Linked DNA regions of Homo sapiens: region 1 is linked to region 2. A link is a contact called in ENCODE Hi-C data. All regions are on one chromosome and are shown on one strand. The core of a region is the stretch at or near the end of the contact, and the rest is flanking DNA. Distances in the headings are between cores, read along the strand shown.

What was found. A loop is a pair of places that touch in the nucleus more often than their neighbours do. Pooled maps may share reads with other maps.
Region 1: a pooled map shows a loop between it and region 2 (2.9-fold over the local background). The contact joins the enhancer-like site here to the promoter of PTPRC-AS1 in region 2. A Hi-C loop is called at or near these places in 2 of 37 single-sample maps with no recorded cell type and 4 of 50 pooled maps.

Annotation. Positions count from the first base shown.
Region 1 is chr1:200,861,248-200,868,503 of GRCh38, reverse strand. It overlaps the pseudogene RPL34P6. Among named protein-coding and RNA genes, the nearest start is that of GPR25, 8.1 kb to the left of the region's middle. RefSeq lists a silencer at 1,526-1,575 and an enhancer at 1,866-1,915. Within about 2 kb of position 5,668, at least 5 of the 41 ENCODE cell types and tissues checked have a DNase peak (open chromatin) inside an H3K27ac peak, as active enhancers do.
Region 2 is chr1:198,664,346-198,671,533 of GRCh38, reverse strand. It overlaps PTPRC-AS1 (PTPRC antisense RNA 1), which reads left to right and starts at 4,392. Exons shown (of 3, transcript NR_199042.1): 1 at 4,392-4,535. The region is part of intron 2 of PTPRC (protein tyrosine phosphatase receptor type C); the gene reads right to left. RefSeq lists an enhancer at 1,571-2,770.

The DNA of each region.
Region 1 (7,256 bases), core at 4,419-6,918, 2.2 Mb before region 2:
TCCTTCACATATTTATTATAATCTATGTATTTCTTATTAATTTGTACAAACTATATATTTAGGATGAGTCATGATTTATTCCACTTGATTCAAATATTTTTCCAAATTCTTTTCTTAGCTATTATTTATTTTAGTTTGACATTTTCATATAGTCAAATTTGTTGCTATTAGCAATTTCAGAGTTTAGAATGTTACTTTCTCTTTGACAATGTAAGAAGATTCAGTCTGTCATTAAAAAATAATTTTCATTAGTATTTTAAAATTTACCTGGTGTGTAATCGATGTTTTCATATTTCTATCCAGCTTTCCTAACATCATTTATTAAATTTAAAATATATATTTTTAAAACCTTGCTCTGTGTTGTGACATAGAATTTATTATATGCATTTCTTTTTTTTATTATATGCATTTCTTTTTTTTTTTTTTTAATAGACAGGGGCTTGTTCTGTTGCCCAGGCTGCAGTGTAGCCCAGTGTGATCATAGCTCACTGCAGCCTCAAATTCTTCAGCTCAGGCAATCCTCCTGCATCAGCCTCCTGAGAAGCTGGGACTACAGGTGCACAGCACCATGCCTGGCTAATGTTATTTTTTACCTTTTGTAGAGACACAGTTTCATTATATTGCCCAGGCTGATCTCAAATTCCTGGCTTCAAGCGATCCTCTCACCTTGGCCTCCCAAAATGCTGGGATTACAAGTGTGAGCCACTGTGCCCGGCCAATATCAATTTCTTATATGTCATTTTGTCTGTTTCTGATCAGTGAACACGCAGATCAGATTATTAGTGGTCAGAGTCCAGGTTAAATGTCAGCTTTATAACTTGATAGCTGTGTGATCTTGGGCTCCAGTTTCCACATCTTAAAATAGGCATGATAGTATCTACCCGATAGGGGTGTTGTGAAGATCAAATGAGGCACCCTTTGTGGAAGGTGCTGCCCATGCTGGGTCGGAGCTCATGGGCTCACTCCGTTCCCTGGCTGGCAGCATCGTGAAGAATGGCTCTAGTTTCTGGTGGTCCTGCTGCTAGACTCAGCTGCTTGCGCTGCTTCTCCTACCCTCCAGGTCACAGTGCTTTCTTTCCACATAGTGGGTGGTAAGTAAATGTTTTGGGGATTGGATTGGGAATCTATAAAGAGAGACTCCCAAGATTTGACTCTTCAAGATTTGACCACCACAGTGTCTGGTGCCTGGTATTATCCTAATGGTGATTTCTACAAGGTGACAGTCTGGATGCTGCAGAGAAACTGCTGACAGGACCCAAGCACAGACAGGTGGCCTTATGCCAAGTCAGTTGCGGATGACGGAGAGGTTAACAGTAACTTGAGTCCTGAGTGTGAGGAAAATCTTGCAAAGCCACATCTCTTTGTTTTTACAACCTCTCTCGATAAACACTGAACTGGGAATGGGGAGTCCTCTATTTTATTCACTATTACTGACTGGCTACCAAGATGAGGTTTCCCATAGACCACATAGCCCTGAGGCCGTGTGTGTGAGTGGGGTGGGGGGCGGGGGGCGGGGAGGGTGGTAGGGACAGGGTATTAGAGGACAGAAGACAGTAATAGCTCTTGCCCCTACCCTGCACCCTCAACATCTAAGGGAGGGCTGGCACACACCAGATGAGGAGCCCCACCCTGGATGCCAGAGGCCCTGCAGAATGTTTCAGATGTTCATTTACTTCAGAAACTTTCAGGTACTAAATACGGGGTAGCTGGGAAAGGGCATCATCTGAGTTAGACATGAGACTCGGCTTCAGCCCACACTGCTAAGGAGATGACTCAATGTGAAAGCCTTGTGGCCTGCAGCTGTGTGATTGTCCCAGGGCCCCCCATCTACCCCGGACATCATTGATGCCTCTTAGGGGACATGGGGGAGGGGGTCAGGGAAGGGAGGGGAGGCTGGAGGAGAAGAGTGTAGCTTTCAAGGAAAGTGAGACTCCTTTCTTCCACTGCAGGTTCCTGTAGCTCGAACGTTTTTTAAAGGTAAAAAAAAAACCATCAGAAACTTAAAAGACAAGCAATAGGGACATCCCCAATATAAAAATGGCCCCAGAATTTGTTTGGAAAGAAAGTAACGTTTTCTCTTTGTAGCAATTATTCTGCCCACAGGAGCTTCTAACCTATGATTTGCCATTACTTTTCAGTGATTTCACAGAGAGTTAGTGTAAATTTCCAAGTATTTGCAGGAGGAATTTGGCAGCATTCCCTTGGCATTGGTAGAGGGTCCCTCTACAGTGCTGTGATCCTGCTACTGATCAGTGAAACCAATTCTTTTTTTTTTTTGAGATGGAGTCCTGCTCTGTCACCCAGGCTAGGGTGCAGTGGTGCAATCTCGGCTCATTGCAGCCTCTGCCTCCTGGGTTCGAGTGATTCTCCTGCATCAGCCTCCTGAATAGCTGGGATTAGAGGCGTGCAACACCATGCCCAGCTAGTTTTTGTATTTTTAGTAGAGACAAGGCTTCACCATGCTGGCCAGACTGGTCTTGAACTCCTGACCTCAAGTGATCTGTCCACCTCAGCCTCCCAAAGTGCTGGGATTATAGGCGTGAGCCACTGCGCCCGGGCCAAAACCAATTCTTAATATCACATTTGATTCCAGTTGACTTTGTAAACAGCCCCTTCTTACTGTGGGGCAAGCACTGTTATTGGGTAATGTAACAGATACAAAGAATGTGACATGGTGCATCCTTACAGGAAGCTTACACATTATTGGAGATTAGCTATAATGTACAAATAACTTTGATATAAGGCAGATTGTGATATCCTGACTTCTATCAAGATTGAAGCAGGTCAGCTTTTCTGAAGAAAAAGGTCTGTGTATAGGAGCCGCCTGAAAAACAGGATCAAGACCTTTAGTGGTTCCAAGCACTGAACAGATTACCACCACCTCAACACCCCACCCCCATCCTCCCCGCAATTCAAAATAAAAACAATGTTGAACTTTTAAGATAAGTCTAAGAAAGTTAGATTTTGCAAGACACTTTGGAGGGTGAAATCGAATTAGGGTAAGACCACTTGAAGGTTCTTGCAGTTAGGCATAAGCTTTTGGTGCCTGGACTTGAAGCTGGTGGCAGCAGGGATGAGGAGCAGTTTCAAAGTAAAAATATTTGATAGGATTTGGTGGCTGTCTGTGCATGAGGCTGTCTTCTGTGTTAGACAAGGGATAAGACCTTTCAGTCTTGGTGGCTGGCTTTCAGGAAGGAGAGTTGCTTTTATAAGGAAGTTGTAAAATCAGGTTGACTTTTGGTTTTTAAACAGATTAAGTTGAGGATGACTTTGGAACTCCCAGGTGAAAATGTTGAGATGGCAGTTAGATGCATGAGTGGGCCCAGAGGAAGCTTTCAGGGCTGGAGATGTAGATTCTGAATGGAGGTGTCAGTCAAAGCTGATATTGAAGCCCTTCTTGGAAAGAGTGGAGACAGCAGAACATGAATAACTGAGCCTTGAGACTGGCCCATAATTTGTGAGAGGAGCTGGAGAGAGGTAAAAAGGAACAGTACATCATTGTGTCACGGTGACCAATAGGTCAGATTTTCAAGCTGCACCTGGGTCCTTTGAAATGGCATGAACCAGGGGGAGTCAGAGCAGAAAAGCCAACTTTGGGTTTGTATTTTGGGGGCAAAAATATCTATAGTAAGAAATGAAGGGTGACCTAGAAGAAATCAGAACATGTTTTGAATTTGATTTTGAATTTTGGGCCAGGACTGCATAGTCCTCCCTTCATGTATTCATTTGACGAATATTTATTGAATACCGATTGTGTTGAGACTATAAGGATAAAGAATCCAAGTACAAACTCATTTCGTAATGTATACAAAAATATCTGTACTTAGCCTCTGGCTAAGAAAGAGGATGCAGTTTAGTTAGTTTTGTTCTCATCATAAATGAGGACCTCAAGGCCCTATCAACAGAACTGATGTCTCTGCAATTCAAAATTCACTATTTATTTATTTTTTTAGAGATGGAGTCTCGCTCTGTTGCCCAGGCTGGAGTGCAGCAGAGCGATCTCAGCTAGCTGCAAGCTCCGCCTCCTGGGTTGACGCCATTCTTCTGCCTCAGCCTCCTGAGTAGCTAGGACTACAGGAGCCCGCCACCACACCCGGCTAAAGTTTTGTATTTTTAGTAGAGACGGGGTTTCACCGTGTTAACCAGGATGGTCTCGATCTCCTGACCTCGTGATCTGCCCGCCTCAGCCTCCCAAAGTGCTGGGATTACAGGCGTGAGCCACCGCGCCCGGCAAAATTCAGTATTTAAAGAATTAATGTGGTATCCTGTTGGCTGACAACGTAAGATAGTCTTTTTTTTTTTCCATACAGCAAGTCTTTTCATTTTTATTACTCAAAAAAGCTTCATTTTTTATTTAGCTTTCTGACTCTGCTTGTGCCTTCAACACTTTCACAACAATTTTCTGCTCCTTGATAAGGAAAGCACGCTTGATCCTGTCACAAACACATTTAGCACACATGGAACCAACATAGGCCCTGCTGACATGTTTCTTTGTTTTGGACAACCTCATAAGAACTTTAGGTCTTACAGCACAAACCCTTCAAAGTCTGCCTGGGCACACGCCACACGCAGATTTTGATGCTTTCCCAACCTTCTTGGTATAAAGGTAAACAATTCTATTACCAGGGGTTCGCGTAGTTTTGTTAGAGGCTGTATTGTAGGAAAGCCTATGACAGTATGTCAAATGCTGGACCATTCTGAGTGCCTGTAGACAAGTTCCCCAGGAAGAGCAGTCTTAAGTTCTTTATAGAGTTAGTTTTAGTAGAGTTAGTACCCTATAAAGTACATGAATTCTCTTGATGGACAAGAGGCTCTTACTGTTGACAAGACAAGGGCGCATCTGTCCTTTACTTTCGGTTCCATACCTCTAATACAGCACACGGTATATCCGTTGTTTGTAAAGGTCTAATGGCATCCACTTCAAGAGTTCCTTGATGGAAGAGAACTTACCTTTGTGACCTACCTAGCCCCTTTCATCTAATAACTGTTTCCTAGATAATTCTGATTAACCTATTATCAGAATTTGTTTTCACCACTTTTGCAGTTTTTCCATTCTCTCATCTTTATGAATCTAGATATTAAACAGCAGGTGAGCGTAACAGGCTGATTTTAGCTGTTGTGTTGATGATGGTTAACAGTCTTGGGCAAGAGAACAAAATCCACTTTAACCACAAGTTCTGAGTTTTCTACCAATGGTGAATACGTTATTAACTAGTAACAGCTGTGAGCCTTATTCTTATTCCACAACATGTACAACGCAGTGGGAAACTGTACCATATGGCACAGTAAGGGGATTTGAAACCAGAAGGCTTAGGTGCCACTTGTAATGCTGTCACTTACTAGCTTTGAGTCCCTGGGACAGCTACTAACCTTTTAAAGCCTCATCTTCCTCATCTGTAGAATGGAGACGTAAATGCTCACCTCCTCCCAGGCAGCAGTAAGTTAAAAGAGAAAGCAAAGCAAAGAATCTTTTAAATTATAAAGCAATTTTTTTTTTTTTTGAGACTGAGTCTCACTCTGTCACCCAGGTTGAAGTGCAGCAGCGCGATCTCGGGTTGAGAGCCACATTTCCTTTTCTATATAAACACACAAACCCTGAAGTATGAATAATAGGGTCGGCCAGGAATCACAGCAGCTGAATGTAACTGTGAAGTAGAGGTGCTGTAGACGATACTTGCCACCTGTGTTGGATGCCTCTAACACCTACTGAAGGCTGAATCACAGGTTCAATCACCTAAAACAACAGGTTGGGGTTAAGAAGAATCAAATGCATTAGTAGCCTAAGGTACCATGGTGGCTTTGCTTAATGTGTCCCCAAAAAAAAAAAAAAAAAAAAACCTTAGTGGGTCTTAAAACATTTCTTAATTTGCTTTTCACCTCTTTGATGGAAAATAATTGCCCCCTATTTTCCTGACATAAATAAGCCACTGTAGATGGAATAAAGTTATCTGATTTTAGCTGTTGTTGTGACACATATCACCACAGTGATTTAAACACATGTACAAAACTAATCTGTGTTGTCTAAGCATGTGGCCTTGAGTTGCTAGAAGACCTACATGCCCACAGGGGCAAAAAGGAAGTGACTGAAACTAGATTCTAGATCTCCTTATTTGAAGAGCAACTCTGACATACCAATCTGTGTACTTCCCCCACCCCCATCAAATTAGGCAAAATCATTAATATCTCATTTGTTTCTTTTGAGAAGATACCTATTTCTTAAGCATCTATATACTTCTAAGGGACGACAGAATTTCACACTCATTTTATAGATGTGTTTCTCCAATAGCCAATTCCTAGGTCATAACATTACAGCTACATTTCCTTTGCTGAATTTTATTATCATCTTTCTGTGTAGACAGATCATGAAATAAAGGTGTTTGTTCCTATTCACTACAGAATATTTTCCTCTGCCCTAGTTAAGAAGTATCAATTTCAGTCATAAGGCAACACATTCTTATTGTGTGGGGGCTCTAGGGTTTGTGTACACTTTTTTTTTTTTTTTTTTTTTTTTTGAGACACAGCCTCACTCTGTCACCCAGGCTGGACTGCAGAGGTGCGATCTTGGCTCACAGCAACCTCCGCCTCCTGGGTTCAAGCAATTTTTCTGCCTCATGTTCCTGAGTACCTGGGATTACAGGCGTATGCCACCATGCCTGGCTAATTTTTATTTTTTAGTAGAGACAGGGTTTCGCCGTGTTGGCCAGGCTGGTCTCAAAACTCCTGACCTCAAGTGATCTGCCTGCCTTGGCCTCCCGAAGTGCTGGGATTATAGGCATGAGCCACCACCATACCTGGCATTGTGTACATTTTTCTAATGTTGCCTGGGTCTTAGGGTTTTTTTTTTTTTTTTTTTTGAGACGGAGTCTCGCTCTGTCGCCCAGGCTGGAGTGCAGTGGTGCAATCTCGGCTCACTGCAAGCTCTGCCTCCCGGGTTCATGCCATTCTCCTGTCTCAGCCTCCCAAGTAGCTGTGACTACAGGTGCCCGCTACCAGGCCTGGCTAATTTTTTTTGTATTTTTAGTAGAGACGGGGTTTCACCATGTTAGCCAGGATGGTCTCGATCCCCTGACCTCGTGATCCGCCCACTTCGGCCTCCCAAAGTGCTGGGATTACAGGCGTGAGCCACCGCGCCCGGCCGGGTTAAATATTTTTATTTCTGAAAATTAAAGTACTGGAAATATTGTGGAAATATAGCTGTGCTCTGAAGTTACAGAACCTATCAAAAAGGTCCCAAGCTAGAAAACCACATTTATGTC
Region 2 (7,188 bases), core at 3,143-5,642:
TAGTTGATTTCACCCTAAATGATAGCATCACAGTAGAGGAGACAAAGTTCTAGAATGGAATACATACCAACACCAATAGGTAACAAGGGAATAGAGAAAGAGGAGCCAGATGGCTGAGATAAATAAGAGAACTAGAAGGTAGTTTCATGTTTCATGAAAATTAGGGGAGGACAGGGTTTTGAAAAGAAGGAAGTTGTCAATAGCGTTAAATGCCTCTGAGAGGTGAAGTATAATAAATGCTTTAGCTTGGTCCATTGGGTTTAATTTATTGGAAACAGGGGGGTGAGGGGGGTGATACTGGTGTATGCATGGAAGTTGTTTTTGTGGTGTGCTGGGAGAACAAGCAAGAAAGCAGTAAATGGGTTAGTGAAAAGTGAGAGTGTAGACTGGGAGGCTAGAAAAATTTTTTTTTTTTACATTTCAAAAAATTTAAATTATTTTTAATTGACAAATGATTATGAGTATTTATAAGGTACAATGTGACATTTTGATATATGTATACACTATGAAATGATTAAAGTTTTTGTACATCACCTAAGTATATTTTCCCATATACCTTAAATCATCTTTAGATTACTTATAATACTTAATGCAAAATAAATGCTATGTAAATAGTTGTTATACTGTATTGTCTTTTAAGTTGTATTATTTTTATGATGTATTGTTGTATTTCGTCATTTTTTCCTAATATTTTCAATCCATGGTTGGCTGAATCAGAGGATGCAAAACCCACAAATACAGATGGCCAGCTATATTGTATATTTGAAAATTGCTAAGACAGATTTTAAATATTCACACCACATGAAAAAATCTTTTAAGAAGTTTGTGAAGCAGGAAAGAGCAATAGGGAGTATGAATTAGATAGAGACTTGTAAAGAAAAGTGGGTATTTTTTTTATCTGCTAACTGCACTGCCATTCCAACTTCTCTCAAAATTGTGTTTCGATGATAATATATACAAATAGTTTTGGAGTCTATGGAAGAAATGCTCTAGACTTTGAAAATATAATGTAAATATTTCTGGGGTATATTATATATCAAATCTATTAGAAGATTTAATTTTTAAAATTTTTTGTGTAAGTTATTAATGTGTCCCAAGCTATTTTGTCTTCCTTTTTCTATGTATTTCATCAATGGTGTCTTGTTTTATCACAAATCTTTAAAATCAGAACTAATCACATTTCATATTTAGGATGTTGAATATAGTTTTCATACATAATAAGGTCATATAACAGTGATTAATAATTATAAATATTTCATCATGGAGATTTTTGGCTTCCAGGACTTTCTTTAAAAATGCTAAGGAAAATAAGAAGCAGAAACATTTATATTCAGTACTTAAGGACAAATCTGTAAAGTAGGCCCCAGTCAAGCTATACCAGGTCTATGTTTCACTCATGATCTATTTCACAAAATGTCTATATCACTATAAAAACTCCTGAGATAAGTATAGAAGTTAATACAAAAAAGAAGCTAGTAATACTTACATGCTTCATTTGGCATTAAAAATAGTAATTATTCTTACAGTTCCGTATTAAGGTGCTCACAATAGAAAATAAAATTAGTATTAATTTTCTTTACTAAGGTCCTTTGGGTGATGCCAAAGAAAACCTGATATAAATTCATTTCCTTTCACAAATGTGATTTTCATAATGATGAGAGTAATAAGAGAAGTGGGTAAGAAGATGTCGCATTTTGAAAAAAATGACTCCATCATTCAGTTGACTTTACAGCCCCAGGACTAAGTAAGCTATTCAGTTAAAATAAAAGCTGATTTTAAAAAAATTTCCTGATTGTATCTCTTTGCACAAAAAATATGTTCTTCATTTTCTTTGGGGGAAAGAAGGGGTCTGGGAGTGGCTGGCAGGAGGTCTGGATTAGATTCTGGCTCTACTTCTAGTAGGAATGGGTAAGTCAGGGATTCACCATGCCGTGGATTCCATGTCGGTGGGATTCAGCAGTGGGATATTAGGGAAGCTTAAAACATAGTATAAAAATAAAGTGAAAACTTTAAAAAGTGAAGGGAAATATAAATACATATATTTAAATCTAATAATACATTTTTTTCAAAAGAAGTAAATAGTTTTGTGAGTATATAGCAGATTAGGTAGTATGGTGGACCACACAGTACATGAAAGGAGGCCAGAAAGCATAAAAGGAGGACATTGGGTGCAGGTGGGTGCCTGCGGGCACCAGAAAAGGCTGGCAGAAAACAGATGTGAGCATGACCAGTCAGAGATAAAGAGCCTTATGCAGGAATGTGGTGACAGGGTAAACAACACTAAGCATTAGTCATTTCCAAACATACTCTCAAATCTACCACGGTTTGAACTCTGAAAATAAGTGTGTTCATTTTTGTGGTTACTATGCAACCACTTAGATATTTCTTTGTAATTTTTGCCCAATCTGCTAGTTTTGGGTACTATTTCAACCATTTTATTTGCGAAGAAGTCAATCCTTTGTAACTATTACCATTAGACTGAATCACATAAAATCATTTCTTTTGTAGGCCAGCAATGACCAAATATCATCACTTTCAAATGTTTGAGCCTATATGTTACATTACACCTACTTTATGTGTTCAAATATCTTCAATTTAATTGTACCATAGCTCTCAGGTGGTCTTATTGCTGCTTCCATGGATAGATGGCAGGTAAAGTGGGGTTTTCTTATGCTCTCTTAATTTCCCTTCGATACATATCTATTCACCTAAAGACTAATCCTTCCACAGGAAGAAATGGATTCCCCAACTCTGAAAGGCTAAACATTCAGCCATGCCCTTTTGGGATCTGAAATCACCTTTCCTTATACAGAACCTACCTAATTCCTTATCAATCATTCTTGCTTCAAGCTTGGTCATGTATCTTTTCTATAAACTATGTAATTAGAATTATCAGCACCATTTTATATTTACTTTCCATGTACCAAGGGTGTTTATGTAAGTTCTCAGGCCCCCTTACTTATGCTATCTCATACTGTTAATTCCTTATAGTGTTATGAAAGATGCTTGGCAAAATTAAAGCACTCAATTTGTATGCAAGTCCATAACACGCACATTTTAATACTTCCTGTTCCTTTGTGTTATGCCCTTCCCTCTCTTCTTTATCTATCTAACTCCTGTATTGTCTTCAAAACCCTAATTTGGGTGACATTATTTTTTGCTACCATGTTACTCTGTGCTTATGTTTATATATAACTTAGCTGGGCATGGTGGCATGTGACTATACTCAGGAGGCTGAGGCAGGAGAATCACAGGAGCTCAGGAGTTTGAAACCAGCCTGGGGAATATAGTGAGACCCTGTCTCTAAAACAAAAATAAAAAAAAAGACATCACACCATGATACCACTTTGGATTTGAGTAGCTGGAATGCTCTTCCTCCAGATAGCCATATGGCTGGCTTTCACTGTTTTTGCTGGTTGTCCAATGTTTATTTCTATAAGATCATCCCTGCCACTCTAACAATCATTATTCTACTGTTAGGAGAGTATATTTTAACTCTCACATCTGTATTCAGTTAGCTACAAGCTAACATTGTAAGCTAAGTTGTGTATACAAGCTAACACATGCAATTTTCTAACATTGCTTTGCAGAAATATGACTGATTGCCTACTTCTTTCCAGTTTTTATCTTTATCTCAATCTTTTCTCTTGCTGTGCACTGCCTAGAATGCCTGAGACACAGCTACTACCTATTGAAATTATAGGATTAAAATTCTATCAACTGCATGGAAATTTCCTTAAACACTCCACTTTCACTGATACCTTCTTTTATGTTTCCATGACATGTTATGAATTGACAGTTTGTATATGTGTAGATGTCTTGTCCTAGAAATAAAATAAATATGTTTTCAAGGCAGAGACTGTGACTTTCTTTTCTATATTCTTACTAGGATCTAGCTCTGTGCTTTGCAGTTAGCAAGTATTCAATAGCACAGCTAGAATAACTGAATGAATGGATGAGTGCCACCTACTCCTTTATTGTCCATCAATAATGCACCCAAGGCTAAATCTTAGCTTTCCAAACTCACTTGGCCAGACCAGTTGACATTCTTTATTCCCATCTGAGGAAAATTATTTTTTTTCAGTCTTTGTACATTGGGAAACTTGTCAGATAAAAGGCCTAATATAGATTCAATCATATAAAATGACTATGAGCTATGGCAACTAGAAGACATGATAAACATTCCAAAGCTATTCATAATCCCATTCTTCCTTGTTAAATGCTACAATAGAGGCTGGAAAACAAGAATAATTTCTTTCTCAGGGACTCCTTCCCACCTCTGACAGCAATGAATGGTTATATGTTAAATTTCTGGCCAATAAGTGTAGACAAAAGCTTCTGGGGAAGGTTTCCATCCCTGAATAAAGAGGCAAAACCTCACTAGGAAAAATATATTACCACTTTGCCTTCCCTTTCTTTTTGCTGGAATGTGATGAAAGGTGTGGACGCATAGCATCCCAAATGAGATAGGAGATGCTGAGCATGAAGACAAAAGCCTATCGAATGGGGTGTCAGAAAAGAAACATCAAAATATCGTAAGTTGCTTAGGGCATTATTATGTCTTTGTACTAGTCATGGATTTCATTCCTTTAGATCTTTAGTTGTAGAACTCCAATGTATTTGAACCACTAGTGATCACATTTTATTTTGTTTGATAGCTGAATACAAAGCTGGCTGATGCAGTGATCTACAAGGTCATGACTGAGGTATCTTATACTCATCCTCATTCAAGCAAGATTATGTTTAACTTAAAAAGACAAATGAAAAGGAATCTATTTTAATAAATATATTATTGGTGGAAATATTCATAGTCTACCTTGAAAGGAGTGTTATGTTAAGATTGCTTTGCTTGTAGAGTAATTTATGCCTTTAATTTCTGTGTCTAGTCTTTCTAAGCCAGAATAAAAGTCTGTTCATCATGATCTCTGTTATAGCCCTCCGCATATTTGAAGGCTGCTGTTATATCACATCATATATTAAGCTCAGTTAATAGATTAACAGACCCTTTATTTTTACATTTACTATAGCATCTAACATGGTTAGCAAATGCTTTTATTATTTCTTTATTTTCTTTATAAGATAAATGGGTATTACATATACCAAAGCATCTGTTTTGGAGCCACTATGATCACTAAAAGAATCTTTTCATTGTTCCTACCTTCTCCTTCCTACATGTGTGGAAAAAACACATGATTCCACACATACACATGGTTGTCTAATTCTATTGTTTAACCCTCCATGAATAGATGTCCACAATGCTCCCTACATCTCTCTTTTTTTTTTTTTTTTTTTTGAGACAGGGTCTTGCTCTGTTGCCCAGGCTAGAATGCTGGAGTGCAGTGGTGTGACCATGGCTCACTGCAGCATCCATTTCCTCGACTCAAACAATCTTTTCACCTCAGCCTCTCAAGTAGCTGGGACCACAGGCACTATACCCAGCTAATTTTTGTATTTTTTGTAGAGATGGGATTTGCCATGTTGCCCAGGCCGGTCTTGAACTCTTAGGCTCAAGTGATTCTCCCCCCTTGGCCTCTCAAAGTGCCTATGTCTTTAAATGTGAGTATTTGAGCATATTGAATGATGATGACCTGCCCTTTGCTGGTAAAGATATACTAATAACATAATATAAACAATACGTACACTTGGGATGTCTTTCCAGGGCTGGAAAGAGAATCATATTCTGTTTTTCCATGTTCTCATTTTATCCTGAATGTGCCAATTTAATTATTTGCCAACATGTTGCCAGACATGCTCCCTAGTCTGTGCTAAAGCATTTGTTACCATGTACTACATTGAACATACTTGAATGTTTCTGTCATGTTTACCACCCAGATGGTGAGAATCCAAGGAAAGGAGACACTTGTATTAAGTTCACAGTTTATCTGTTCTTGGAAACATATAACTGCATGAAGAGATCAGGATGAAAATATCGTTATAGTTACCCCAGTTACCTCAAGGTGGAAGTCTGGGTCAGACAACCACGGGGACCTGCCATTGCAAAACTTCTCTGTATATGCCTGGGGGACCTGGCTGTTCTAGTTTTTCACCATCTTTGACATCTGCTTGTTCTCACTTGGCTCCTGCCTTACCCTCAGGGTCTCAATAATGACTTCTTGACTTTGACAACTTTGACAAAAATGCATTCATCAAAATTATAATAAAAAATAAAATCTATTTTTAAAATATGATATTTAACTCATGTATTAAATTGCTTTAAAAGGCAGCAGGGCGGTGAAACCCCGTCTCTACTAAGAATACAAAAAAAAAAAAAGAAAAATTAGCCAGGCGTGGCGGCGGGCGCCTGTAGTCCCCCCTACTCGGGAGGCTGAGGCAGGAGAATGGCGTGAACCCGGGAGGCGGAGCTTGCAGTGAGCCGCGATTGCACCACTGCACTCCAGCCTGGGCGACAGAGCGAGACTCCGTCTCAAAAAAAAAAAAAAAAAAAAAAAAAAATGCTGCCGGGATGTTCTAAAAACACTCCCCACCCCTTGTACTGACTCCAATCCCATTCAGATCCAAAGGGTAACCCTCCAGATTAGGATACCTGGATTTTTCATGGTAGTCCCGAGAACATTAGCCTTAAGGGAAAAAATATAGCATATTTGTCCTTTTCCTGTCATAAGCCATTTTTAATATGGGAGTATCACAAAGTCAAAAAGAAAGAGATCTTAAAATATTTCTTCCAATGCTAGAGCCTATGTGGACATAAGGGAGAGGCTCAGGGCAGGGGGAGAATAAATCCTTGATTTCAAATCTAGCAACTATCAGGGTTATAAGGGACCTCGGAGAGGAGATTTTGTAGTCTTCCCAAACAGCCTATTCTAGAGCTTCACACACAGGTCTGAAGAGGAAGTAGACATCTGAGATGAAGAGGAGAGCAGTTCCTGGTATATTTCGGTTAGAGTTTTCCAAATTTTCAAAAATCATTCACTATATAGTATTAAAGGCCACTGTATCAGATTTTGTCATCAAGTAACATGACTATTAAAAATGGTAGTTGAGAAAGAATTTTAAAAAAACAGTTCTGTTTTCTACAGGGAAGTAGGAAGGAGTGTCTGCACTGGGGCACAATAAGATTGCTACAAACTTACAGGATCACATCATGTCCTCTGAGACGTGCTCTCAGAAAGATAGTAGGGACTTAGTTTTTCTCCCACATAGCATCGTTAAGTCTCTTCTTGCTACCGA